Regions from separate parts of the Homo sapiens genome. Here region 2 is linked to region 1. Evidence: chromatin loops called from intact Hi-C (ENCODE). Cell type or tissue: PC-3. All regions are shown on one strand. Each heading gives the region's core, and the rest is flanking DNA. Links, peaks and the distances in the headings are about the cores only. Region 1 holds the start of GABRR3 (gamma-aminobutyric acid type A receptor subunit rho3). Region 2 holds the start of LOC105373998 (a long non-coding RNA gene).

The links. Hi-C counts contacts between places; a loop is a spot of excess contacts. Peaks named below come from ENCODE experiments on the same cell type or tissue, not always from the same donor. Only the 100,000 strongest peaks of a DNase experiment are listed, where the experiment ranks them.
Region 2: a loop joins it to region 1, with 9 times the contacts of the local background. A loop is called at or near these places in 11 of 110 quality-filtered maps.

The regions. Positions count from the first base shown.
Region 1 is chr3:98,035,037-98,050,032 of GRCh38, forward strand. GABRR3 (gamma-aminobutyric acid type A receptor subunit rho3) reads right to left here and starts at 279. Exons shown (of 10, transcript NM_001105580.3): 1 at 154-279. RefSeq lists an enhancer at 4,309-4,603. In PC-3, for the core only: CTCF peaks have their summits at 4,667 and 4,866; DNase peaks (open chromatin) are centred at 4,425 and 4,725; H3K4me3 peaks cover 842 bases; H3K27me3 peaks cover 952 bases.
Region 2 is chr3:98,181,788-98,197,247 of GRCh38, forward strand. It overlaps LOC105373998 (a long non-coding RNA gene), which reads right to left and starts at 7,071. Exons shown (of 3, transcript XR_924256.2): 1 at 6,987-7,071; 2 at 3,475-3,664; 3 at 2,947-3,385. It overlaps LOC105373997 (a long non-coding RNA gene), which reads left to right and starts at 9,572. Exons shown (of 3, transcript XR_924254.3): 1 at 9,572-9,823; 2 at 11,637-11,711; 3 at 14,619-14,964. It also overlaps the pseudogene OR5H5P. In PC-3, for the core only: CTCF peaks have their summits at 3,592 and 6,969; no DNase peak of the experiment used is centred there; H3K27me3 peaks cover 609 bases.

The DNA.
Region 1 (14,996 bases), core at 1-8,000:
CTGTGATCACAGTTTCTTCTTCATGTGTCTTTTAAAAAACAAACAGCATGTCAGGGGAAATGCATTAGGGGAAAAAGAAAGACATTGTCTTCAATGCTGCACTTTGTTTTAGCAGATTAAATTGACTCACAGCACTTACAGGCAAATATCTACCTGGATCTTCAGCAATTTGAGGAAAACAAAGCAGATTTTTAAAATTTTCAGTTTACATCCTTTGGTCCCTTTTTCCGGGGAAGGTTTTTAGTGTGATGCTCAATCCATACTCAGTAAACCCTCAGCGGCAGTCCTAAGCAAACAAAGAAGTGAGGTTAAGCATTAATCCTCTTAATCCAATGCAATATCATTTAAATATACTTAGTGACTCAGCAAAATAATATGCTTATTGAGAAAAAAAGATGATTAATTTAATCTTAATTACACGTTTGAAGACCTTTTCCATTATCTTATGGCTCCTTTTAATCCAGAAAGAATCTTTTCCTCCCCAAATGCCATACAGACTGCCTTAGCATGAATACAAAATAAAATTATTTTTTTTAAGGTAAATAATCATATTTTAAGATGATGGTTTATTTCATTGATAACAAAAGTGGTTTAATTTAAGGTTTATTTAATAGCAAGCAACCCAGTTAATAAAAATGAACTTAATCCTGGTCAGTGTGCAAAGCACACACTGTCACTGTTAAATTATAGCCACACACTCTCCTAAAGGTGCTTTGCATACTTAGAGAAAATATTTAAGAAAATATTTCTACTTCACATATGCAAAGCACCAATAAATGGTCATGTCATTGAAATTAATCTTCTTCAACTGGAATAGCACAAGGTGAGCAACACAGCAACGGTTGACCTTTTTACTAGGACTTAGGAAGAAAGCCATTTTCTTCCCAGAAATATAGTGTTGTGAGAGAAATTCTTAAATTTCCTCAAATTGATTTGTGTCCTTGACACCTTCTATTTTGTGTAATTGCTTAATCATACTTATTTCTTTTGGTTTGGGTTATGGCTTCTTTTAGCCCATGCATTAAAACCTTCTCCTATGTTTCTTAAGCATGTCTTTTCTCTTTAAAATATATTTTAATATAAAAGATTACAAATATACAGAATGATGTAATAAATCCTTGCTTCTCTTCTTAGGCTCGATTTAGTGTTTATAATCATATGCAGTTATACTATTATTGTATATGTATGTATCTATAAATAATGTACAAACTTCTGCATGTTTTAAAACTTTATATAAGTGGTGTCATATTCTACTTTTACTACTAAAAGCTACTTTTTCTTTCAACTTAATGCTTAGGGATTTATTATGTTGATAAATGTGCCTCTAGTTAATTCATTTTAACTGCTATATGGCACTTCAGTATGGATGCATAACATTGCATTTATTCGTATTTTTGTTGATGGGCATTGTTTCTTATTTTTCTATTATAAACAATCCTGCAATAAATTCTTATAAATATTTTCTTGTACACATGTGTAAGTGTTTCTTTAGGATAAATACCTAAAAGTAAAATGGCTAGGACAAATAATTTTCACACCTTCAAATTTACTAAGCACAATCATATTGCTCATCAAAGTGCTTGTACCAATTTACTTCCCCACTAGCAGTGAATGAGAGTTCTTATTTCTTAAAATATTTTTTAACATTGGTATTATCAGACTTTTAAATGTTAAGTAATTCAATCAGTATTGTAATTTTAATTTCTGTAATGTTTAGAAACGTTGAAGCATTTTCTTCAGGTATTTCGGAGCCAGTAAGCCTTCTTTGAAGAGCCAATGGAAGAAATGTAGGAAAAGTTGCCCATCTTAAGCTACTGTCACTTTGGTTGTTGGAAGACCGCACTGTGGTCAAAGTTTGTTTCAGTACATTCCACCTCAGTGCTCTTACGAGATCCAGGGCACCAACCCCTCGGCCCTAGCACTATCTATTACCTCGTCCCCTCTTCACTTAGTAAGCAACATCTACACTAACATTTCCCAAAGTATTTCTTGGCTACACTGAAGGCATTTTGTGAAAAATTGTTATGTACTAAATGAGTTTGGGAAACATTATACATTTTATTACTCTGTTAGGGGTCACACTCTTACCCCAGGGCCTTTGCACTGGTTGTCACCCTTGCCTGACATATTGTTCATCTGGATATCTATATGGCTAACTCCCTTAACAAATTCAAATGTATGCTAAAATGTCATCTATTGAATGAAGTATACCCTGACCACTCTTTTTAAAAATACCGTATTCTTTCTTTCCTCCTACAACCTGTGTTACCAATCTACCTTTCATCCTGCTTAGCATGTTTTATATAATTTACATTATGTTTATTGTTCATAATCTGTCTTATCCGGCTAGAATGTAAGCTCTGCAAGGAAGTGATCTTTGTTTTGTTCCCTGAGGCATCCCAAACACTTATAATTATCTTTGAAGTATAGTTGGTATTAGTAAATATTTCTTAAATAATGAATGAATATTAACACGTTCAAGGCTTCAGTTGAAAAAAAAAAAGCCTGCTTTGTTCTGCTGAATTCTGTGTCTCTCAAACTTATTTGATCTCAGATCCCATTTTAAAACAAAACAAGACAAAACAAAACAAAACAAAACAAAAGAAAACCACGATACTTACATTCTCCCAAAATAGTACTCCTCCATGACAGCCAGTTCTCATTCATAGGTAAATCAGTGAGATTCTCATTTATAGGCAAATTGGTGCTTTGCACATTCTCCTTACCAAAATTCTGTGTCCTATCATCTTGAGACAACCTTTGATGACTGCTAAACTTTTACGTTCGCAAAGAAATATTGGTAGCTGATAAAGAATAAGCAAGATTGAAGAGGAGACTTCACGAAGTGGTCTTTGATCTGAAGGAATGAAGCACTGGAATAGAAGATGTCCTCTTTACAGGACTCAGTGGAGCTATTTGGGGCACTTATTTTTCGGAAATATCTGTCAAGTCATATGCCTCCTCACTGTCACTTAAATTATGTTAGGATGCCCTGGTGTCTCCTTCTGCATCGCAGGGATGAATCATGATGAGAATCTGTCTGACCTCTTTACTGAATAATCTTTGCTAGACTATCTATATCGCTATAAACATTAAGGAAGAAATAAAAGCAGTTTGTTTTTTGATGATGAATTTTAAGTGGGAAATGGTCTGCATAAAAATAAAAATAAGGCAATGGCTTACACTAGAGAGAGTTGACTTACAGAAAGTCTAAGGGTTTTAGTTCAATTACAAGAAGGCATCTGCCTCTGTTGATGCTGAGTTAGCTCCTTAACCTTATTCCTTTAGAGCTTCCCTTTGCAAGCTCAGTAAGCTTCTTAAGAAAAAAAAAAAAAGCAGAAAAGCACATCTGTCAGAACTAGAAAGTGGTAACTACCAGGAAACAAAATGAATCACAGGGTCACTGGAGAATTTCGTAGTAGTTTAAGCTCTCCCTTGCATAAATTGTCTCCTGTTTACTCTTCTTCCACTCTGATGATGTCAGTCAGCCAGTTTTTATTTCTTTGGCAGCGACATAAAGAGAAAATTTGGAAAGGATGGCTGTGTCGCCAATCTTGGGGTATGTAGCCATTATTTTGCCTATAAAGAGAAAACAAAAGAAAAGCTAAGGTCTTATTTAGACTGGATCTGACAACAGCAACAACAACAAATTCCAAGCTTCTATAAATTTCCCACTGTGTCTGCAGGATGTCATCTAGGCAAAATATCTTGATTTGCAAATTGTAGAGTCATAAAATCTTAATAGGGAAAGACTTTTGGAAATCATTTAGACTACATTTAATGTCTCTCCTGCTCTCTTTTATGCAGAGGAAGCTAGGACTAGAGAGGTTAAGTGATCAACTAATTTAGTTTTCATATTTACAGTCATGTGCTGCACAACGACGTTTTGGTCAGTGATGGACCACATATATGACTGCAGTTCTCCAATAAGCTAAGGTTAATTTATTATTGAAGAAAGAAAAATATTTTGTATAAATTTAGTATAGCCTAAGTGTACAGTTGACAGTAGTGTACAGTCATGTCTTGGGCTTTCACACTCAGTCACCCAGAACAACTCACTAACTCACCCAGAACAACTTTCAGTCCTGTTAACTCCATTCATGGTAAGTGCCCTATACAATTCATCTTTTATACTGCATTTTAACTGAACCTTTTCTATTTTGTCTATGTTTATACATGTTTAGATACACAAATACGTACCATTGTGTTACAATTGCCTATAGTATTTGGTATAATAACGTGCTGTATAGGTTTGTGGCCTAGGAGTAATATCATATAGCATAGGTGTGCAGTAGGCTAGACCATAGAGTTTTGTGTAAGTATACTCTACAATGTTTGCACAATGAGGAAATCACCTAACAACGCATTTCTCTGAGTTTGTCCCCGTCATCAAATTGCGCGTAACTGTTTTGCTTTGATGCATTGGAAATATAACTGGCCATGCCTAGAGCAGCCAGTAGGGGGCATTTGCTATCCTTCCAAAAAACCCTGCTCTCACTCAGAAATCCTGTTTCCTCTCCAGTTCCCAGAATTACCAGATAACCAGTAGATCATCGTTTTTTCATACCCAGTAGACCATCGTCCCCCCCACGACCCTTGTTTCAGTCTCTTATCACATCCTTCCTGGCATACAGAATCAGCTGTGATACGAGTGAGGACACCTGAAGAATCTTGCTCTGTTTTACAGGCAAGAGGATGACACTAAAGCAAAGCAGTCTTCATCATCGTGTAATAGCGCAAGACCACCACTAGATGGAAGCATAGGATACACATTCTCATCCAAATTACTATTGTCTCGAATTTGCCTCCTTAGGAAAACTTTCTTATGTAGTATTGGTAAATGCAAATTATTCAGCACTTGTAGTGAATAATTTTCACTTACCAATACTGGCAGAATGAACTGAAAAGATTAATGATATAATACCAAATGATTCAGATAAAAAACCCACACACCCCGTTATTGAGGAAAATGCAATTATTTACCTCGAATAATTGACTAATGAGGTTTATTGGTTTCTCTGATTGAACACTAATTTATTTTTAAGATTTCACTTTTTACCTACACCTAAGAACAGCATTTTGTTTGTGGGAACGGTAAGAGACAGAGGTGAACATTGTAGAAAAATAAGCTTTCTATTAGAATGAAGTACCTGTTATGAGTAAAGTTTCTAAAGGGCACTAAATAAAACACTAGGGCACATGGCTCTGGGACTGGATATGGTACTTACTGCATGATTTTTAAAAAGTTTCTTAAACTTCCTGGACTTCAATTTCCTCTTCTGTATTCATTAAGCACATGTATGTAGGTGACTTTTGAGACCCCTGAGGAAGCAATAAAACACAGTGGTTAAGAAGAGACAATAGCGATAATCTTTATTGGGATATTTGGTGTCAGTTTTTGTGGGTACAAACATCTATTCTTCCATTTACTACTTGTCTGAACATTGAAAATGACCTAAGATTTTTTGTTGAGTCAGTTACTTTATATATAGTTAAGAGGAATAATACTAGGACCTATCTTTTAAGGTTAAAGTCAGAATTTATGAGACTGTATGTTTAGCACAATGTTTGATACATTGAAGATACCATAATTGACAAAATTAATATCAGCTATCAATCTCATGCATCTTTATTAATGTAGTATGATCTTCCAATGTTATGAATTTCATTAAGATTACCAATAAGGTCCCTGTTTTCCAGGATTGAGATTTTGAGTCATCTTTAATTACTCCCTTTCAAAATCTTTCTTCGTTTTTTGCTTCAGAGCTACTTTTGCATTTTCCTGCCCTTTGTATTTCCATTGCCACCTGACCTTTTTGTCTCTAATATTAATATATCTCCCTGGGCTCCAGTGCTGCCACTGCTATGCATGCACCTACTTTCTGGGCCCTGGTACCATTGAGAAATATGCCCATATTTCTCAGAGAAGACTCCATCTGTGGGAGAAATGGAGAACAGAAGGGCCCAAGAAACTATTGCTGCTGCCATGGACACCCACAAATTTTGCCATCAAGTGCCCCCATAGTATTTGCTGACACTGACCTCAGCTGATGCAGCTGTTAGAATTTCATACCAATGCACCACCTTAGAGTAGAAGCTGCTGCACCCCATCTGACCAGCACCCTTGTACCCATCTGTGGTGAAGATCTTTCCCAACTGAAGCCTATCTGTAAGGTCTGGAAGAGGTAACTCCTTGTTCAAATACACACACATCAAAGCAAGGCTACAAAGAACTGGAAAAATCAAGAAAACATGATAACACTAAAGGAATACAAAAAAATCCACTAATGAATCCCTAAGAAATGAAGATCTACAAATTTCCTGACAAAGAATTAAAAATAATTGTTTTAAACAAGCTCAGCAAGCTACAAAATAACAGATTGGTAACTTAGTGGAATCAGGAAAATAATATATGAAAAAAATGAGAAGTTGAACAAAGAGATGAAAATCATTAAAAAGAACCAAAGAGCAGTTCTGGAGCTAAAGAATACAATGAGTGGAATGAAAAATGCAAAAGAGGGTTTCAACAGCACACAGTTAAGCGGAAGAATCTGCAAATTCAAAGAGAGATCATTTAAAATTATCCAGTCAGAGAAGAAAAGAAAAAAATAATGAAAAAGGGTGAAGAAAGCCTATGGGATTTATGGAATACCATCAAGTAAACCAATAAATGCATTATGGAATTTTAAGGAAAACAGACAGAAAAAGGGAGCAGAAAGCTAATTTAAATAATAATGACTAAAACCTTCCTAATTTGGGGAAGATTTGGAAATTGTGAATCCAGATTCAAGAATCTCAAATGTTTCCAAATAGGTTCAACTTAAAAGAGAACATACTGAGATACATTGTAATAAAATTGTCAAAAGTTAAGGACAAAGAGACTTTTAAGGGAAGCAACTCATCCTATGTAAAGAAAACCCTGTGATACCACTAGTGGATTTCTCAGCAGAAACCTTGCAGGCCTGGAGAGAGTGAGATGACATATTTGTAGTACTGAAAGAAAAAAAAACATACTGGTTAGCAAAAATACCATTCCCAGAAAAATTATTCTATAAAAATGAAGGAAAGATAAAATCTTTCCTTGAGAAAAAAAATGAGAGAATTTATCACCATTAGACCTGCCATATAAGAAATACTAATGAGTATTCTTAATTAAAATGAAAACACATATATACAACCAATGAAGACTAAATCTGAAAATTATAAAGAACTGATGAATGGAATTAAAGAAGAAACAGATAAATGAAAAGACATCCTTTGACCTTGGATGGGAAGAATTTATATTGTGAAAATGCACATATTTTCCAAAGAATTCTACAGATTCAGTGCAATCCCTATCAAAATCTCAGTGGCATTCTTTACAGAAATAGAAAAGCATTTTAAAATTCATATGAATCTACCAAAGACCCCAAAGCTATCCTGAGCAAGAACAAAGCTGGAGGCATCACACTTCCTGATTTCAAAATATACTACAAAGCTATAGTAATTAAGACAGTATATTACTGACATAAAACAGACATATATACCAATGGAACAGAACATAGAGCTAGAAACAGATCCATATGATTAACTGATCTTCCACAGGGTGACACAAACACATAATGGGGAAAGAACGGTCTGTTCAATGAGTAGTATTAGAAAAACTGGATATCCACCAACAGAATGAAATTAGACCTTTATCACACATCTTACACAAAATAAACTCAAAATGGATTACATATTTAAACATAAGACCCCAAATCATAAAGCTCTTAGAAGAAAACATAGGGGAAAATCTTGACATTGGTCTTGGCAAAGATTTTTGTATATGACCCCAAAGGCAAAGGCAATGAAAGCAAAAATGGACAAGTGGGATTGCATCAAACTAAAAACCTCTGTACAGTGAAGAAAACAATCAACAGAGTAAAAAGGCAACCTACTGAATGGGAGGAAATATTTTCAAACCATACATATGATAAAGTTGGAGGTTAATGTCCAAAATATGTAGGGAACTCACACAACTCAGTAACAACAGAACAAATAACCCAGTCAGCAGTCAATTATCCTCAATCAAATTGGGAACTCCACTGCCAACCCAAATAACCCAATAAAAAAATGGGCCAAGGATTTGAAAAGATATTTCTCAAAAGAAGCCATACAAATAGCCAACAGGTATATAAAACAATGCTCAACATCATAATCATCAGGAAAATGCAAATTAAAACTGCAATGAGATATTACCTCATACCTATTAGAATGGCCACCCAGTGGCCATTGTGGCATCTGGGTGATAGTTTGTCTCTTAATTCAGTTCTGAAAGTTTAAGATCTGATCCATGCACACAAAGATTAAAGGTGAGCCAGGAGTTCATAAACAACTTAATGGGGTTGCTTTCCCAATCTCCTCCCTCTCTGAAATCTGCTGAGACCAGCTCGGTCTGGGAGACCCTAATCCAGCGGCGCTAGAGGAATTAAAGACACACACACAGAAATATAGAGGTGTGAAGTGGGAAATCAGGGGTCTCACAGCCTTCAGAGCTGAGAGCCCCAAACAGAGATTTACCCACGTATTTATTAACATAAACCAGTCATTAGCATTGATTCTATAGCTATTAAATTAACTAAAAGTATCCCTTAAGGGAAATGAAGGGATGGGCCAAATTGATTGCAGCAGGAACATGCCCTTAAGACACAGATCGCTCAGGTTTTTGTTTGTGGCTTAAGAAGGCCTTTAAGTGGTTTTCCGCCCTGAGCGGGCCAGGTGTTCCTTGCCCTCATTCCCGTAAACCCATAACCTTCCAGCTTGGGCGTTATGGCCATTATGGACATGTTACATTGCTGCAGAGATTTTATTTATGGCCAGTTTTGGGGCCAGTTTATGGCCAGACTTTGGGGGGCTTGCTCCCAACAGAGATCTCCCTCTAATTTCCCAATTTCCTGGACCCCTCTTTTCTTTCCTGTGGCAAGAAAACTGGGACTTTTATTATTTGATGTGCATCTTCACTTGGGGCCAAGTGGCTAAAGGTAACAGGTGTTATCATCTTTTATGACAGAAAAATGACATTTCTTCAGTATTGTCTAAAGTTAAACTTTGTGCAGTGATATACTAAAGGCTGGATTGTAGAATTGATCTCTCTTGTGTGGTAGCAATAAGGAGGATTCATTATTCATGGGAAATTTTAAAAGAATAATAAAATTGATCAAAAGTAGTCCTGATTTTTATTATCATCAATTTCCAGCAATTAAAAAATGTCAGTAATAAAATATCCACCCCTAAAAAAGTATTTTGTTGGTTTAAGTTTCAAAACATTGCTACACTTCCTATTATTACTCCTATGTATTGTGTTTCAATTTTGAATGTTTTATTGCATAAACATAGTAAACATTACATTCTATTTAGAAGTTTATTCAGAGAACTTCCAGCTTTACGTTTGCTCTAGTCCCATGAGAATTCAGCTATATGACTCCTTTTAAGAGTAAATCCATAACAGTTTGGAATTATTTTGGTTGCATTTCTGTGTCTCCAATACCATTGGTATTACACATTCCTACATTTAGGTGTTGGAATAAAAGTAATGATAGCACATTGATTATAGAGCTAAATAGAATTCGAGTTTCTTTGATTTTGTCATTGTATAGGATAACTTGAAATGTTATTTGCATTTAAAATTTACAACTGCAAACTAGAATGCAAATTGCAAGGTGTAATGTTTTTGTTTGGAAAGTATATTTTAGTTCTTCAATCAACTATAAGTGAAACTATTGATGAACCTAGTTATGGCATCTATTGTATATCAATACATAAAGAAGACACATTTTGGGAAAATCATTCACAAATTTGCAAAAGTGAGACGTGAAAACAGAAATTAATATTAATTATCACTGTGACAGATCAAAATGTAAATGTATTAGTTTTCTGTAAAAAAATGTAATTAAAGGAATTAATCTGTTGCTTTTTCATGTTTATACTGTAATTAAAAAGATTTAGTATCATAATATGAAGTCCAATAAATGAAAATTTTCATTGTTTGCATTATTTTCCTGATCATTATTTGTTTTATTTTATTTTGTGATTATTACTGAGGATATTTTTGTGATATAGAGGAGTTGTTAAGAAATCATCAACTACATCTGTCAAATAAGCTAGTTATGCTACTCACTCTGTTTATCCCATGAAATAGCAGTTGCTCTCTCTTAGGTGAAAAACCCAGGGAAATGAGGGCATATGTCCACTGAAAGACAAATTCATACTTGTTCAAAATAACCAAATACTGGAAACAACCCAAATGCCCATGATCTGGAGGGTGGATAAACTGTGGTGTTTTCACAAAATGGACTACAGCATGATAGTAAATTCATTAAACTAATGGTACACAATGACATGGATAAATCTCAAAAACATTATACAGAGTCTAATAAGCCAGCCGCAAACACCTACTATAAAGTTTCATTTACAAAAACAGGCAACACTACTATGACAAAAAAATCTACATTTACAAATGATTTTCTGTAAAATAGCTTGATTTACTTTTGATCGACCTTATCCTCTTATGAATATATTCAGCTCATAGCATTTTTTTCTTCCAGATACAGCTAAAAATAAAAAAGCCAAAGAATAAATCTGGTTTCCATTGACCTCTGAGTATGTGAATGGCTACATGATTCCTCTTATAGAGCAGCCTGATCCACCCATATGCCCCCTAAGACATATTCCTTAAAATATTCTTATGGCCATCCCATATAAATTTTGCTCTCTTAATCTATCCATTCTTCCGTCCATGATAGTTTGCATTTACACAAACTTCTACCTTCCTCCTCTCTTGCTTCTTCTATTCTCTTCCTCCCCTCCTTCCTCCTTAATTTCTCAAATATTAATCTTTTATATTTTAGGACTTTTTGACCATTCAGATGGGCATTGCTCTGTTCTTGTATTATTCAAGTTTTTTTTTTTTTTTCGGTCCTCACATTCATGTTTATCTTCTTCAAGGCATTCCAGAAAGGCATGCTATACCTTGCACAACTCTAAAATTATCTGAAAATATATTTTTTCAGACTCTTCTGATGCCTAGGACTTCACGTCCTCTGTGTCTCCCAGAGACTTCAAATTCTAGAAGACTGATTAAAACCTGAAATGAAGATTGACTTTTATTTATTCAGGACATGAATAACCACTTTTCCAGTAATTGATATATTTTATTTTTTGTGATTACTAAGAATTATATATTTGCCAATCTTATTAGCAAATCCAACAAAAAGGCCTAAAATAATTCAGTTGAACTGATAAAATGATAGCTTCCTTTCCTTTCCTTCTCCTTTCCTCCCATATATTGAGTATAATGTTTCATTGAAAAGAACAACTTGATACATTGTTCCAGCTATGTCTTACTATCTAGCAAGATACACCAACATTGAGAGCTTAAAAGACAATTTACTTTTGTATCTCATATTTCTTTGGGTTGACATAGCTGTGTAGCATGCTGTTGAAGTCAGGCTTTTCCTGGAGATACAGTCATCTTAGGGGGCTCCTGGGCTAGAGGTCAAGATGGCTCCCTCATATGGCTGACAGTAGCTATTATCTAGTAGCTCAACTTGGGCTTAGACTAGAGTGCCTGTACCTTACCTCTTCATGTATCCTGAGTTTCTCAAAGTATGCAAGTTTGAATCTAAGTGTTAGCATCAAGAGACTGAAGCAGAAGTGGAAGACCTAACTGTGGAAGTCCCACCAAATAACTTTGGCTGCATTCCATTGGTAAAGCAAGTCATTAAGCTCAGACTAAATTTAAGGGGAGGGGATTTAAACTTCCCCTTTTAATGGGGGAGTGCGAAGGCCACATTGCTAAGGAGCATGTAAGATAGAACATATTGTTGCAGTCATATCTTGGAAAATAAAATCTCTCATGCCTACTATTTTTAAAAATGAAGACCCAGTGAATTACTTTATGACAGTTTAACAAGTCTATTACTTTTCCTAGTAATTACCAGTGATAGTGAGTTGAATAGGTATAAAACCACAGAGCCTAGGACAGGGCCTGGCATATGGCAGGTGCTTAAATACATGCTTGATAAAGGAAACACATAGTCTTAGTTGTTTTAAATGCATTGATGTAAGATTTATGCATATCATAACCTTAGAGTGGGAAGAGAATTTATTTATTTTCCAGACATATAAATATATGTCAGGCATTTGTGAAGAGTTACCCTGTGCACTGAGTACCAATTTGTCAGCCTGGTGAGACAGAACACCTAAATATACTATAAATTCCATGAAGCTAATTTATTACTTGCAGATAGTTATAAAGGGACCACAGAAGGCTCGGATTCATGATAAGCCAGTCTCCCAAGGCTCAGGAAAGCTTCCCAGACTGAGTGGAGTATTGTCTGTGCATGCCCTGCTTGCACCACAGCTGAGAGACCCTAGAAAGAAGCCTGCCCTGGTTTATATCCTGGGAGATTATATGAATTGCTGGGACAAAGCCTTGAAGGATGTCCTGTTTCTAGGAGGGACTGGAACAGAACCCAGGTTGTTCCAGCAGGTTCCTCCTTATTTCAGGATGAGGCATACCCAACACTTCTACAGTTATTTACGAGACTACAAGCAAGGAAAGGGAGAGAACTAGGTTGTTTCGAAGCCACCTGGAGAACTATCTGGCAATATTTGTATCACGTTAATATATTATCTCATTTAAGTTAACATAAACCAGGTGGGGTAAGTACTAATCTTCAGATTTTGAATTATTCTTTATTCTTAATAAGAAAGTCTCACTCATATTTAAATATTACTTCAAGGTTTTTAAGTGGTGTTCATCTGAATGATTTCATCCTTTCAACAGCTTTGGGAAGATGGAAGGGAGGTAGTGTTTCCTTCCTTTACAAGGGAGGCAGCCTAGAGAAGTAGAAAAACACAAGATTTCAAATCCGAAGCCTTGTTATTTTACCTAAGTCTCAACTGAAGCTAAAAGAGACCACAATAGACTCCAGTAAAACTGCTAGTGCTAAAAGACAAAAAAAAGTGAGTGTTTGATTCTAATTTAAGTGGGGACTGCTTTAACTTCTTCCATGTAAAATGGGGATAATAATATGCACTCATTTGTATGTTGAGCTAATCAAGTGATTCAATATATGTGAAAGTATTAATTCATTACAGAGTGTACTTTCAAATCAATGTATAAACACAAGTTTTTATGTTTATGAGCAAGTTAAGATCTGAGTTTCCCAAAGTTACATAACCAACAAATGTTCAAGCCAATGGGAGAATCACTGTCATAAACTGCATTGTCACATTTAGCCAATATGACCACTTCAGAATTATTTTCATTATATCATCGTAACGTGAGAAACGTCAGGAGCTCCAATACTATTGAGAAACTAAGATATTTTACATGCATAAATGTTGTTGAAAGTTAAATGTAAAAGTGCAATAAATAGATTATAATAATTTTTAATAAAGAAATACATATATATTTTAAAAATAGCCTCAGGAAATGTAAAAAACATTTATCTGTAAAATTCTTCTATAGGAGAAAGGCTTCAAAAAGTAGCATTGCCTAAAATCAATGTTTTTACGGTAAGGAATAATTTGACCATTAAGGATAAAAAAAAAATTTCTACAAAGTTTGAGAAACAGGAATCATAAATCAGATAAAATTTGAAGCAATTTGCAACTTAATTGCTTCATCTCTTTCAAAGAAGACTCCAGACCACAGTCTACTATATAATACATATGAAGAAATATTCGTTGGCTGAAGGATTAAGCAATTCCAAATAATCTTTCCTTAATACTATGTTAACATTTTGACTACATATAAGAAGGAAGTTGAGCTTTGGGGGACTTGGAGAAGCTGCTGTGAACTTCTGGCAAGGTCAAGGAAATCTAAACAATATTTAGACATTTGTTTTAAATTTCTATTTCTTCTTTTTATGATAAATTTGAAAACATTTTGCCACATTTTTTCTCTTTTTGTTGTTGTGTTAAGGCATGCCAGCTAAAAAATGTAAAGCACGTTATAGAATTTTAAAGTTACCGTTTAAACTCTGCAATGCCATAATTGATTCTGGCAAGGAACATCAAATGATGTTAAAAATCTTAGCTAAAAAATTGATAGGTCAAATGGTATTTCTGGTTCTAGATCCTTGAGGAATCGCCACACTGTCTTCCACAATGGTTGAACTAGTTTACAGTCCCACCACCCGGGCACACGTATACCTATGTAACAAACCTGCATGTTCTGCACACGTATTCCAGAACATAAAGTAAAATAAAAAAAAGAGAAGGTTCTTGAGCTTTGCATTAAAGACATCTAGTTGAACACATATACACATATTTTGTCTGTTCTCTCAAGGTAACAACAACAAAAAAGTATAAACCTACAACAACAAGGAGACTGGGAGGAGAGAGGAGTGTGAGAGGGAGGAAGGAGAGAGAAAAAAATGATGGGGACCTGGATATTCTCAAAGTGCCAAAGTATAATGTAATTAACTACTTGCTATATGTAAGGGACAAATCATAACGCTACAGTAGGAAGATCTGGCTGTTACTGCAATAAACCAGGGATTGGGTTTAGCCTCACTGTTAGTGAGACAGACAGACATTATGTGGTTCCTGATGCAAGGCACTGTGAAGGAATGGCATCTTCTATGTAGCATATTGTTAAAAAATGCTTAATCAAGCCTTTGAATATGATTTTCACTAGGAAAAGAAAAATACAGGAATTAGGAAAACAAGTTAAAGAATGCATATTAATCCAGAATGGGAAACATTTCACCAGACAATTTTATAATTGGCCCAGTCTCTCCAAAATATCATTTTCATTAAAAATTAAAAAAGAAAAGGAAGAGGAAAGAAATGAGACTGTTCTGGGTCAAAAGAGTCTTGATAGAGACAACAAATGCAATGTGATGCTGTAAAAGATAAGAAACAAATGGAGAAATTTGAATATATACTAGTTATAAGATAGTGTTGAGAGAATACTGTTAATTTTGTCAGATGTCAGTATGGTACCGTGGTTAGGAAGGAAAATG
Region 2 (15,460 bases), core at 3,121-11,120, 150 kb after region 1:
GAGGTGGGTGGATCACCTGAGGTCAGGATTTTGAGACCAGCCAGGCCAACATGGTGAAACCCTGTCTCTACTAAAAATAGAAAAATTACCCAGGGTTGGTGGTGTGCCCCCGTATTCCCCACTGCTTGGGAATCACTTGAACACAGGAGATGGAGGTTGCCGTGAGCCAAGATTGCACCACTGCACTCCAACCTGGCTGACAGAGTGAAACTCTGTCAAAGAAAAAAAAAAGAAAGAAGGAGAAAAAAATAATTTATAAGACTCTCTAGACATGAATTGTTCTTCTCATGGTTGGAAGAAGTTAAGATGTCTTGCCCAGATGACCAAAGCTTTTTATTAATATTTTTGGAAAATGTTTTTACTATTTTTCATTTGACCCATTTACAAATGCCTCTTTTTTGTTCAGATGTGATGTGTCCTTGAAATTTGCATATAAAATATAAAGTTCTCATACCTTACAGTAGACATGTAAGAATATTTACATGTTAAAGTCACAGTGCTTAGATTTCAGACTTAAGTACCACAGTTTTCCAAAACAAATAAACAAAAAGAGTGTTGAGACCCAGTTAAGACAAGACAGCCAAGATAACCACCTTAAACAAAGGTAGGTTTTGTGATGTAGATAAAGTTACTACCTTCTCCATTATTTAGAGGTTTAGTCCTACTACTCTTCCTGGACCAGATATGTAGATCTCTTACAAATGGAGATTGTTTTAAATTTCTCTTCTAAAGGGAATCTCAAAACAACCAAATCAAAATAGTCTTTATGCCAATAGGTAAAATATTTTGGTAATTATTTGGCCTCATCATTCACATATCATTCCAGTTTTTGTTTTGTAACTACATTAAAGATTTCAGGGTGGATCTTATCATTGAATAGAACAAGGATTTTCTACTCCTGAAATGAACATAGATTGACCACAATGTTTTACAAATAGTACCTCTAATCTTGCCTTATATTCAGAGACTGGTTTATCCTTTTTTCTTTGATTGCATGACAGACAAGTGAGTTTTTGATGAAATACTTTGGGGATGGATTCTAAGAGATTATTTCCTATTTCCTCAGCACTTTTGTTCTTTCCCTGGAAGATTGAGGGATTGGATCTTTGCTGTCTGTCTTAGGTATGCAACATTTAGCTTCAGCTACAGGCTTCACTAGGTTCCAGGATCATGTGAATAAACTGGTACAGATCAAAGAGTCCTAAATCATATGATCCAAGAAGAATTAGAAATTCCACAGAAAATTTCTGGGGCATATGTTTGGGAGAGAATATTTTTCACTATTGCTCTGAGCTCAGATTTTGACCAAGGTGCAAAAATTGGTAAAGAGAAGGCAGGCTTAGTTGATCTGATGAACTGAATTTATATGGTAATTGACTAGATTTTTTTTTATATTCTTACAGGTGAAAACATAACTGAACAAAAGCCTTAGTAGACTCAGAGTTATGAGTTAGAGGATAATATAGAGAAATATAGATGAAACTGCCATTGCAAAGATTATGAAAATGAGAAAAAACTCACATAGGAATATTTTGTCAGTGAATCTGAAACAGGAAAATTAGACAGTACTTCTAAACAAGCTGACTTTCTTTATTCCTGTGTGTAGGCCAAACTACATTTGGGAAGAATTTACTTTATAGTGTTTGACTTTGAAACAAAGACGACAAGAGCCCCCCCTCAAAGCAAACCTCCTCCTTGCTTGGGGCCCACCTTTATCCTCAAACCAATGAATCAGCATTCCCCATTTCCTAACCCTCTTCCTGAAAAAGTATCTTTAAAAACCCCTAGCCTTTGGCGTGCATGGTGGCTCATTTTTTTAATCCCGGCATTTTGTGAGGCTGAGGCAGACCAATCACTTGAGGTCAGGAGTTTGAGACCAGCCTGGCAAGCATGGTAATATCCTGTTTCTTCTAAAAACACAAAAATTAGCTAGGCGTGAGGGTACACATTTGTAATCACAGATACTTGGGGGTCTGAGACACGAGAATCACCTGAACCCAGGAGGTGGAGGAGGTTGCAGTGAGCAGACTTCCTGCCACTGCACTTGAGCCTGGGTGATGGAGTGACTCTGTCTCAAAAAAAAAAAAAAAAACAAAATAAATAATAGAAAGAAAGAGAGAGAGAAAGAAAGAGAAAAGGAGAAGAAAAGAAAAGAAAAGAAAAAGGAAAAGAAAAGAGAACCAACACTCTAGCCTCTGACTATTTGGAGAGTTTGACTTGAGTTATAATTAAACTCTGCTTTCCCATTTAGCCAGGTAATAAATTGGAATTGTGTGCATTAAAATTTTCCCCTGTTGCAATTCCCCTGTCTTGATAATTGGCTCTAACCAGATAGCAGGCAAGAAGAACTCATTTGGTGGTAACATAGACAGAAGGAGCAATTGGAGTTAAGTTAGTCATTGACTCACACACAGACTCTATGGAAAAAATACACACACACACACACATACACACACACACACACACACACACACACATTCTAATTGGATAGAAAGGTAGAATGACATTTTGAAGGCAGTGTAAGAACACCACCTATGAGGGAATACATTGCAAGACTGTCTTTGTTTTTTCTTCTCTTTTCCCCTGACCTTTGCCTAATAAAATTTCTCATCAGATTTCCACTCACCTGAAAGTTAGGAAAATATCTGGAGTTTGAGCTACAGTTTCATGACGTGGACAATTTTACTTGGGATTGGCTTATGAAGGGAATCTAGATCACTGGCCTTATTAAAATCATGACTAACTCGGATGAGACTATGCTAATCAAAACACTAAAAGCATCCAGTTTTTTTTATTATTATCATACTTTAAGTTCTGGGATACATGTCAGAACGTACAGGTTTGTTACATAGGTATACATGGAGCATTCAGTTTTTAAAAATCAACATTTATTTTAAGTTCTGTGGTATATGTGCAGGTTTGTTATATAGGTAAATGTGTGCCACGGTGGTTTGCTACACAAATGAACACATCACCTACTTATTAAGCTCAGCATCCATTAGCTATTCTTCTTGATGAAAAACATCTAATTTTATATACAAACTGAAGTTTGCATAAAATGTCAGAAGTGAAGCATATTGTGGGAAACTGTGGCATAAAGTGTAATTTCAATTGTAAAAACTAGAACTGGCTTACAGTGACTTAATATTTATGATTCTGAAGTCCATAGCACACTGTGGAATAATCTGTATTTCACATACACATTTAAATCTACAATGCCCAGTTGAAGATCTCCACTTTATCCACGTGGAATTATTACCATTTTTTCTTTATATTTCCTGTATCAGTGATATGGCTCTGATGAGTTGAGGAACACCAGGGTTGTTTGTCTCTCGTTGAATTGGAAAAAATGACATGGACACACATGAAAACTTTTCTGGAGCTGCTTTAAAAAGAAACAAAAACTTTTCAAGGATTGCTTTTCCTTTTTATCTGTCTAAAATAATTTCTTAATAAATCCTACCACATTCCCACCTGTGGAAATATCACCCTAATTGCTGTTAGGGGGTTTTGGGTGATGACTGTTTCTGGCTATTTCCTGCTGAAAGGGACATCAGATGGGGAACAGCACTAGGGCTCCTCCTGGGGGTGATCTAAGGTCCTTGGAAGAACAGCTTGTCCTTGTGTTGTTTAGTTTGCAGCACCATCTGGAGCTTGATTAGTTCTACATGAGAAGAAACAATTTGAGTTATAATATTGAGTATAAAGGGTCCAAATATTAATACAAGACATATAAGCAAGAGAAGGTTTACCAAAGGGGTTAGCCAATTCCATAAAGAACAGTGGAATTCATTAAAGAGGGATAGTAGCCACCCAGGGCTGAGGCCTGCACTTTCTCTGAGCCTGTCAATAATTTTGATTTGACTGTTAAGTTCATGTAGGTTTTCCTCTACTTTACTAGAGGTGTTAATCCAAGATATAGAGTTTCCCTTTGGGGGTCTATGAAGTTCATTGGTTTGATTTTCCTCAACAAAGAAACCTCTGAGTTATGGGCACCCTACTCACTTTTATTACCTGGCAGAATTAGTAGGATAAAATTGCACAGAACTAGCATATCTCTTAGTGTGGGGTGGGGATGTTTCCTTATCTTTCAGGTGGCCAAGGGCATGCTTCTCTGATTTATAACCACTATTAGCCATCATTTACAGTGTATTTTCTACCTATTTATTACACATCAAAGCTCTCTCATAATGTGAAGTAATTTTCTACCCCCAAAACTCAAAATGGTAGATAACACAATGCATAACAGAATAAAGATTTTGATTCTGACAGGGAACTACCTGCTTTTAATTTTGGGGATTTCATGAGGAAAATAGTTTTTTTTTTTTTCCCCAAAATGAGGTCTGTGAGGCCTCCTCTGTTTTCCCAAGGAGTCCCACGCTACCATAAGTTATCTTAAGGCCTCCCATGAATTCATTAAGAGTGGTAAGACAAAAAATCGAGAAAAATAATTCAGTCAACTGAAAAGAGGACATTTTCAGAAAACAAGAGCCAAGAAGAGAAAAACAAAAAGGCCTTTTAAATATACCTATAAATTGAATATCCACTTTTAATTAAGCTGAGCACTCTTTAAGAAAATCCTTTCAAATCCCATGTTACTTGACTTTAGCCATGCCAAGCAGTTAAGATTTTCAGCCTTTGAACTTTACAGAAAGCAACCTCTCAGGTGAAATCAATGAGTCTTAATTAGGTTATTGCTGAGTCTGTCCTGCAGACTCTGGCCGAGCGACAGTGAAAGAGATCCAACTAAAACAACTCCATATTTTTTCCAGCCTCCAAGCTGTCCTTGCCCATCCCTGGGCATAGGCTGAACCAACTTTGGGAGGAGGCTGGTTTACAGTTTATAGTCTAAAACAAAGATGATATCAGCTGCTTCCCAAGATATACTACCCTCTTGCCTGGGGACCAGACCAAGAAACAAGCCACAAGATTAGAAACCATGGCCTAGGAGCCATGAAAGTGGAGGCTACAAGATTTTGAACCTTCCTAAACTGCTCTTGAGACCAGTGTTTATGATGTTTTGTAAACCCTGTCCTTGATGGACCAACTGGCACCACCCAGATTGACAAACTGGCTTATCTGATTTTGTGGCCCTTACCCAGGAACTGACTTAGCACAAGAAGACAGCCACCATTGTAAAATGGCGGAGACTAAAACACAGTATTGCCATGCGGTTACAGGTCATGTTCCCAAAGACATGAAACAAGACGGAGGTTTGTAGCCAACTTTGTTACTGACCGTTTTGTTGGGTTGGCTCAAACAGTAGGCTTATGGGGTCCTTGGCCTGCATCCTGAAGTAAAATGTGTTTTCTTTGACAGAACCATACAGAAAGAGATGCAAAGCATACCAGATAGTCTACAGCTTAAGAACAATCTCACAAATCTTTTGTCATTAATTATAAATTTACAGAGATAAACAATGATCCTTATTATCCCTTTTACCGGCTTGCACAGGGAGAGAGAATTCAAAAGCCCAACTGGTAAGAAATTTTTAAACTTTTGCCAGCATATTAGGCTTCTCGGTTTCTTCCCACCTAGCTCAACTCTAAGCCAAGTGTTTTAAGGTTTTTTTCCAGATTGGAAGAACATTAAAAAAGAGATAGAAGCCATTTTAAACCATGAAAGAAGGAAAACGCCATAGAAAGGAGTTCCATTAGGGTTGTTAAGACGTATTGCCTCTTTTCCTACTGGAAATCGTGTTTCCCCTATTTCTTTGCCTTCTCTATTTTCTCTTTTTTCTTTTAGCCTACTGTAGGAGGCATATTGCTTATCTTCAAAACACTCTTCTGCTTGCAGACCTGCCTGTTTTAGCTGCAGTTAGGGTTTGGCTTAGGAGCAGCATAACATTCCTCCATGAGAGGTTAAATACGAGAGGTAAATTTTGGAAAGCTTCTGTATACCTATCAGAGTCAGAAAATCAGCCTAAGTCTCCCTTTACTTGTCTAAGGTCCTGAAATGAGAAGGGAACTTGAAGGAGCTCCAAACAAGGGAATCCTCAGATGGTTTCCCTGGAACTTGCTCCTGTAATTTTGGGGAATTATTCTCTTTATGACTGCCTGATATGATTGCTAAAAGAGCTGGGTTAATTTTGCAACACTTACAAAGGTGTAGTAAGAAAGGCCATGCCCTTGTGCAAAAGAAAATAAGCCACTTTTTCTTCAAAGTTTAAGGTCAAAGGAGTCCCAGTGCTTCAAAATACACTCCAGGGGAGTGCATATTGAAGATGATCTGTTACCCATTTAGAAAAAGAAGAGAGAATAAAAGCATTCTTTTAGTCTCCTTCATTTTGGTATGTGATCCAGTAGAGCACATCCCCCCAACTATTTTCTCTCCTTGGATCCTGAATCCAGGCACCCATTTCAATGTGCCGCCCATGACTGCAGGCATGACCCTCCAAAGCATGACACCAGAGGAACTAAACTTTTGGGCCATAGTCATGCTGTCCCCAAGGAGCCTTAGTCCTCTTCCTTTTATTTCCCTTTGACCTCCTAGACTTGTGTGACCTGTGTGCTTTCCAAAAAAAAAAAAAAAAAATAAATGGATTTCAAGAAAAATCACGTAATTGGGCAAGGCCCGTTTAAGGGAGGGGGTGTGCTGGATTGAACTCTAAATCCTGCTGTTATAGCCCATGCTAAAGCATTTACCCATAGAAGAATCGTTCCAGTTAACTTTCAGACTTAAAATCCCCTTATTAATTTAAGTACTGTCTTAATAGGGGACAGAATAGGTGCCTTAAGGGAATGTAGGAACCAAATGGCCATTTTCCTGTGAGGGGGACAATATCAAGACTAACATTTGGCTACAGAAGACATCTTAATCCTCTCTGCTAAAGGCAGAACCATCCCCTTCCCATAAGAGGCCCAGAGCCTGATGTCTAACAGTGTAAAAGGAAGCTGCGGTGTTACCATGAAAAAAGAGGAACAAAGTGTGCCTCATGTAGAGGATTTTTATTTCCGCTAGGTGGCTTAGAAATACCATGTGCTCACCAGAGAAACTGTAGAGAGAGATGTTTATTGAGTTACTGCCTGATGTGATTTGTGATCTTTTCTAACAGACCTGTTTCCTTGAACTGTAAAGATTCCTGCACATTAGACACGCAGAGACAGGGTTAAGAGACTGTAGATAGAAAGAGAAAGAAAGTTTGGCAACAGGATAGCTGGAAGAGTGCCCTAAAATTAAAGATCAGATTTAAAGTTGAGATCCACTCCATACTCACCAGTCTGATGAATGAATTTCCTTTCCCAGCCAATGTGCCAAAATGATACGGCTCTGATGAGTGGAAGAACACCAGGGTACTTCTTTCTGTCTCCTTCTTTACTGACTTGTCTTTCTCGCATTTACCATCTATGATGTGATTATTCTGTGACTAATTTTTTTCTCCTTGTTTTATTTCACCTAGGCAAATTTCCATTTCCACATTTCCTATGCCTTTTTTCCTTTCACTTGTCAATCTTTACTTTTGATAACTTTTTCTTAAATATTGTACTGGAGAAAAAAACATTAGTTTATGAGCAGCAGACAAATGCCAATTATTCTCCACATGTCGTAGAGTACTGTACCTCATCCCCTCACTGCTGGGCTACTTGTTTCCCCTTCACTTTGTATTGCTGACTTTTATTCTATTACATAAGGGAAACTCCTCTCACTAAGGCCACTAAAAATTACTTCATTTGTATACACAGCGAATTCCCTGCACTCCTTGTCCTCTAGGGCATTTATTTTGTCATTTTTCCCTGTGCTTCACTTGGTCACACTGATCTTACCTCTCTTTATGTCCATCCACAACACTCAGCTTTCTAGTTCTCTCCTGCTTCTTCCCTTGATCACTCTGTTCAGTACCCTTTTCTACTATCTCTTTTGTTACACTTTTGAACATCTAGGGCTTTGGGTTGCAATGTAAAATGTTATTGAATGGATATTGATTCCAGTATAGAAATGGTAGGGAAGGTGGAGAAATCAGCTAGAAAATAATGGCAGGAACACAAGGAAGTAAAGCAGCCAGCCAGCAGCCCAAATCCTTTCCCAACAGGAACTTCATGAGTGGCTGTTTCCGCTGCTGTACTTCCAATGACACAGCTCATACTTTCAATGGCATTGTTGTAGATACAGGATGCACATGCTGGGATCTTAATGTTTTTGCCTCAACTGCATTTGCACTATTTTTTTTGTTGTCCATGTACATTTGTCTCTATCTCTCTATATCCAACTGTATGTAGTGTGGCTTTGATTAAACAAATCTAGGTGAAATTCTTTGTCTGCCACCAAAACGCATGTGGTAGAAAGGGGTTCCAGGTGTTGGCAATTTAATAAATGGCCTCCATTGCCTTCATAAACTTTTAATATGCTTCTTAAAATGTTTTGCATTTCAACTTTTATTTTAGATATAAAGAGTACACAGGCTGCTTTTGAAACCAAAACCTTTCTCTTTCTCTCCATATTCCGAATGTAGGATCAGCGTGTTTCATTGGCCATCCTAGATCAGGTCCCTTCACTATACAAACAAGAAGAATGGAAAAATGAGTTCTAGTTCTTTTGGCTTCTAGAGCAGTAGGTAACCTCTGACAGCCACCAAGACTTGGATAGCAAAAAAGATCACATCTTGGCCATTCCTAGGACATATGTCCACTTTGTTATCTCTTTAACATAACTTGCTCCAGTTGATTTTCTTGCCACTCTTTTTGTTTCTTTGTTACTCTCCAGTGGATACATCATTAACTACACCTTTGACTACCACAAAGATTCCAAGTAATTATTTCTATTAAGCTCTAACAGACTCATATTACTGATTGGATCTCACCTAGTTGGCTGCAGGATGCTTACTCCAAGAACTTGCCAGCACATCTGAGTTCCCATCCTCAATATTTAATGACCTATTACCCAGTCACCAAGTGACTTTTGTCTCGTTTATTACCACTTCTTTCCCACCAAATATGTCACAGAATACTAGAGAATCTACATTCTAGATTCTTTGGAATCTTTTTCTTTGTCTTACCATCTTTTCCAATGTAATATCACACCTGGACAAGACACCTAGCACTCATTTGAATCACCTTGAGGGTATTTTTTAAATGCAGATTTCTAGAACTCATTTCTGAAATAATCAATTTCTACATTAAATTCTCACAATCTATATTTTTCATAAAACACACTCCCAGATCATTTTTATATGTGATCTGATTGGGATCACTGGGATCTTAGTAACAAGTTTCTAATTAGTACCCCTTAGTCCAATTTCCCCATCCCACAGCATATTTTCTACACTATCAAAAAATTTAAAAAATATATTATGATGGCATTTCCTGTCAGGCCTCTCAGCCCAAGCCTGCACATATTCATCCAGATGGCCTGAAGCAAGTGAAGAATGACAAATGAAGTGAAAATGGCCAGTTCCTGCCTTAACTGATGACATTACCTTGTGAAATTCCTTCTCATGGCTCATCCTGGCTCAAAAGCTCCCCCACTGAGCACCTTGTGACCCCCACCCCTGCCAGACAGAGAACAACCCCCTTTGACTGTAATTTTCCACTACCTACCCAAATCCTACAAAACAGCCCCATCCCTATCTCCCTTTGCTAACTCTCTTTTCCGACTCAGCCCGCCTGTACCCAGGTGATTAAAAAGCTTTATTGCTCACACAAAGCCTCTTTGGTGGTCTCTTCACACAGACCCATGTGAAATTTGGTGCCGTGACTCAGATCGGGGGACCTCCCTTGGGAGATCAATCCCTGGTCCTCCTGCTCTTTGCTACATGAGAAAGATCCACCTACGACCTCTGGTCCTCAGACCAACCAGTCCAAGGAATATCTCACCAATTTTAAATTGGGTAAGTGGCCTCTTTTTACTCTCTTCTCCAACCTCTCTCACTATCCCTCAATCTCTTTCTCCTTTCAATCTTGGCACCATCCTTCAATCTCTCCCTTCTCTTAATTTCAGTTCCCTTCCTTTTCTGGTAGAGACACAGGAGACACGTTTTATCCGTGAACCCAAAACTCCGGCACCAGTCACAGACTTGGGAAGACAGTCTTCCCTTGGTGTTTAACCACTGTGAGGATGCCTGCTTGATTATTCACCCACGTTTCAGAGGTGTCTGATCATGGCCAGGATGCCTGCCTTGATCCTTCACCCTTAGTGTCAAGCACCACTTTCTTTGGGGGCAAGCACCACCCACCCCTTCTCTCTGTGTCTCTATCCTCTCTTTTCTCTCCACTTTCTTGGGGGACAAGCACACCCCACCCCTTCTCTCTGTGTCTCTACCCTGTCTTTTCTCTCCACTTTCCTGGGGGGGCAAGCACCCCCCACCTCTTCTCTCCATGTCTTTACCCTCTCTTTTCTCTCCACTTTCCTGGGGGCAAGCACCCCCCCTACCCCTTCTCCCTATGTCTCTACCCTCTCTTTTCTCTGGGCTTGCCTCTTTCACTATAGGTAACCTTACACCCTCAATTCCTCCTTCTCCCTTAGCCTGTGTTCTCAAGAACTTAAAACCTCTTCAACTCACACCTGATCTAAAACCTAAATGCCTTATTTTCTTCTGCAATACCGCTTAACCCCCATACAAACTTGACAATGGTTCCGAATAGCCAGAAAATGGCACTTTCGACTTTTCCATCCTACATGATCTAGATAATTCTTGTCATAAAGGGCAAATGGTCTGAAGTGCCTGATGTCCAGGCATTCTTTTACACATCGGTCCCTCCCTAGTCTCTGTTCCCAATGCAACTCATCCCAAATCCTCCTTCTTTCCCTCCCGCCTGTCCCCTCAGTCCCAACCCCAAGCATCACTGAGTCTTTTCAATCCTCCTTTTCTACCAACCCATCTGACCTCTCCCCTCATCCCCAGACTGCTCCTCAGTTCACTCCCTGTGAGGCTGAATCAGGCTCCAATTCTTCCTAAGCTTCTGCTCCTCCACCCTGTAATCCTTCTATCACCTCCTCTCCCCATACCCAGTCCAGCTTACAGTTTCATTCCATGACTAGCCCTCCCCCACCTGCCCAACAATTTCCTCTTAAAGAGGTGGCTGGAGCTAAAGGCATAGTTAAGGTTAATGCTCCTTTTTCTTTATCCAACCTCTCCCAAATCAGTTAGCGTTTAGGCTCTTTTTCATCAAATATGAAAACCCAGCCCAGTTCATGGCTTGTTTGGCAGCAACCCTGAGACACTTTACAGCCCTAGACCCTGAAAGGTCAGAAGGCCATCTTATTCTCAATATACATTTTATTTTATTACACAATCCACTCCTGACATTAAATAAAACTCCAAAAATTAAATTCCAGCCCTCAAACCCCATGATAGGACTTAATTAACCTCACCTTCAAGTTGTACAATAATAGAGTAGAGGCAGCCAAGTAGCAACGTATTTCTGAGTTGCAATTCCTTGCCTCTACTGTGAGAGAAACCCCAGCCAGAACTCCAGCACTCAAGAACTTCAAAACACTTAAGCCACAGCAGTCAGGCATTCCTTTAGGACCTCCTCTCCCAGGATCTTACTTCAAGTGCTGGAAATCTGGCCACTGGGCCAAGGAATGCCCGCAGCATGGGATTCCTCCTAAGCCGTGTCCCATCTGTGTGGGACCCCAGTGGAAATTGGACTGTCCAACTAGCCCAAGGCTCTGACTGACTCCTTCTCGGATCTTCTCAGCTTAGCAGCTGAAGACTGAGGCTGCCCGAACACCTCAGAAGCCTCCTGGACCATCACAGATGCTTACAGTGGAGGGTAAGTCCATCCCCTTCTTAATTAATATGAAGCCTACCCAATCCACATTACCTTCTTTTCAACAGCCTGTTTCCCTTGCCCCCATAACTGTTGTGGGTATTGACGGCCAGGCTTCTAAACCTCTTAAAACTCCCCAAATCCAACATTCTTTTATGTACTCCTTTTTAGTTATCCTCACCTGCCCAGCTCCCTTATTAGGTCGAGACATTTTAACTAAATTATTTACTTCCCTGACTATTCCTAGGCTACAGCCACACCTCATTGCCACCTTTTTCCCCAGTTCAAAGCCTCCTTCTCATCCTCCCCTTGTATCTTTCCACCTTAATCCACAGGTATAGTACACCTCTACTCCCTCCTTGTCAACCAATCATATGCCCATTACTATCCCATTAAAACCTAATCACCCTTACCCCACTCAATGCCAATATCCCATCCCACAGCATACTTTAATAGGATTAAAGCCTGTTATCACTCGCCTGCTACAGCATGGGCTTCTAAAACCTATAAACTTTCCTTAAATTCCTGCATTTTACCTGTCCAAAACCGGACAAGTCTTACAGGTTAGTTCAGGATCTGTGCCTTATCAACCAAATTATTTTGCTATCAACTCTATAGTGCCCAACCCATACACTCTTTTGTCCTCAATGCCTTCCTTCACAACTCATTATTCTATTCTGATCTTAAAGAGGCTTTTTTCACTATTCCCCTGCACCCCTCATTCCAGCCTCTCTTTGCTTTTACCTGGACTGATCCTGACACCTATCAGCCTCTGCAGGTTACATGGGCTGTACTGCCACAAGGCTTCAGGGACAGCCCTTATTAATTCAGCCAAGCTCTTTCTCATGATTTGCTTTCTTTCCACCCCTCCGCTTCTCACCTTATTCAATATATTGATGACCTTCTACTTTATAGCCCCTCCTTTGAATCTTCTCAACAAGACACCCTCCTGCTCCTTCAACATTTATTTTACAAAGGAGATGGGTATCCCCCTCCAAAGCTCAAATTTCTTCTCCATCTGTTACCTACCTTGGCATAATTCTTTACAAAAACACACATGCTCTCCCTGCCAATTGCGTCTGACTGATCCCTCGAACCCTGACCCCTTTTACAAAACAACAACTCCTTTCCTTCCTGGGCATAGTTGGATACTTTTGCCTTTGGATACCTGGTTTTGCCATCCTAACAAAACCGTTATATATCACAAAAGGAAACCTAGCTGACCCCACAGATCCTAAATCCTTTCCCTACTCCTCTTTCCATTCCTTGAAGACAGCTTTAGAGGCTGCCCCCACTCTAGCTCTCCCTGACTCATCCCAACCGTTTTCATTACACACAGCCAAAATGCAGGGCTGTGCAGTTGGAATTCTTACACAAGGTCTGGGACCATGCCCTGTAGCCTTTCTGTCAAAACAACTTGACCTTACTGTTTGTTTTAGGCTGGCCATCATGTCTCCGTGCAGTGGTTGCTGCCACCCTAATACTTTTAGAGGCCCTCAAAATCATAAACTATGCTCAACTCACTCTACAGTTCTCATAACTTCCAAAATCTATTTTCTTCCTCACACCTGACGCATATACTTTCTGCTCCCCAGCTCCTTCAGTTATACTCACTCTTTGTTGAGTCTCCCAACAATTATGATTGTTCCTTCAATCCAGCCTCCCACATTATTCTGGACACCACACCTGACCCCCATGACTGTTTCTTCTCTGATCAACCTGACATTCACCCCATTTCCCCATATTTCCTTCTTTCCTGTTTCTCACTTCCTTCCCCGTATTTCCTTCTTTCTTGTTTCTCACTTTTCCTGTTTCTCACCCTGATCACACTTGTTTATTGATGGCAGTTCCACCAGGCCTAATCGTCACTCACCAGCAAAGGCAGGCTATGCTATGGTATCTTCCACATCTATCATTGAGGCTACCACTCTGCCCTCTTCCACTACCTCTCAGCAAGCCGAACTCATTGCCTTAACTCGAGCTCTCACTCTTGCAAAGGAAATACATGTCAATATTTATACTGACTGTAACTATGCCTTTCATATCCTGCATCACCACGCTGTTGTATGGGCAGAAAGAGGTTGCCTCACTACACAACGGTCCTCCATCATTAATGCCTCTTTGATAAAAACTCTTCTCAAGGCTGCTTTACTTCCAAAGGAAGCTGGAGTCATTCACTACAAAGGCTATCAAAGGCATCAGATCCCATTGCTCTAGGCAACGCTTATGCTGATAAGGTAGCTAAAGAAGCAGCTAGCGTTCCAACTTCTGTCCCTCACTGCCAGTTTTTCTCCTTCTCACCGGCCACTCCCACTTACTCCCCCACTGAAACTTCCACCTATCAATCTCTTCCCACACAAGGCAAATGGTTCTTAGACCAAGGAAAATATCTCCTTCCAGCCTCACAGGTCCATTCTATTCTGTCATCATTTCATAACCTCTTCCATGTAGGTTACAAGCCACTAGCCCGTCTCATAGAACCTCTCATTTCCTTTCCATCATGGAAATCTGTCCTCAAGGAAATCACTTCTCAGTGTTCCATCTGCTATTCTACTACTCCTCAGGGATTGTTCAGGCCCCCTCCCTCCCCTACACATCAAGATGGGGGATTTGCCCCTGCCCAGGACTGGCAAATTGACTTTACTCACGTGCCCCGAGTCAAGAAACTAAAATAACTCTTGATCTGGGTAGAAACTTTCACTGGATGGGTAGAGGCCTTTCCCACAGTGTCTGAGGGACACCCCTTACCACAAAATCTTCCTTCAGCTTAATCTCTCCCACTCTAAGTTCCCATGCCTCCCCTAATCCCACTTGAAGCAGCCCTGAGAAATACCGCCCATTATTTCTCCAAAATTTTTGCTGCCCCAACACTTCAACACTATTTTGTTTTATTTTTCTTATTAATATAAGAAGACAGCAATGTCAGACCTCTGAACCCAAGCATGCACGTATTCATCCAGATTGCCTGAAGTAACTGAAGAATGACAAAAGAAGTGAAAATGGCCAGTTCCTGCCTTAATTGATGACATCACCTTGTGAAATTCCTTTTCCTGGCTCATCCTGGCTCAAAAGCTCCCCCACTGAGCACCTTATGACCCCCACCCCTGCCAGCCAGAGAACAACCTCCTTTGACTGTAATTTTCCACTACCTACCCAAATCCTATAAAACAGCCCCACCCCTATCTCCCTTCACTGGCTTTCTTTTCGGACTCAGCTTGCCTGCACCCAGGTGAAATAAACAGCTTTATTGCTCACACAAAGCCTGTTTGGTGAACTCTTCACACACAAGTGCATGAAATTTCCCATCTGAAAGTATTTGGTGCATTCTTATATTATGAAATATAAAGTTTAAGAATCTTCACATGGCATTTATTGCATTGATTTTTATCCAGATCTTTCAAAAACCTGTTCCCCAGGAACTCCATTCATATACTAGACACAGGATTATTCTACCACATAAGAGTGTGCACATAAATTTAGTATACCAGAGAATGCATATTACTACCCAATTTTTAAACCAAAATATATATATTTTTTCATTTATTTAACACCTTAAATATAGGATTTCTTTTTTATGGTAATGGTAAAAAACTAAGAGGTCTCTTATAATCGCACTGTTTATTTCAACACGTCTTCCACAGATTCAACTCATAATGCCATTGCAAATTTGCCTTTCATTTGTTGCATTTTATTTTAGAGGACATGCAGTGAGGACATGGAAGAGAAAAATGCAACATTGCTGACAGAGTTTG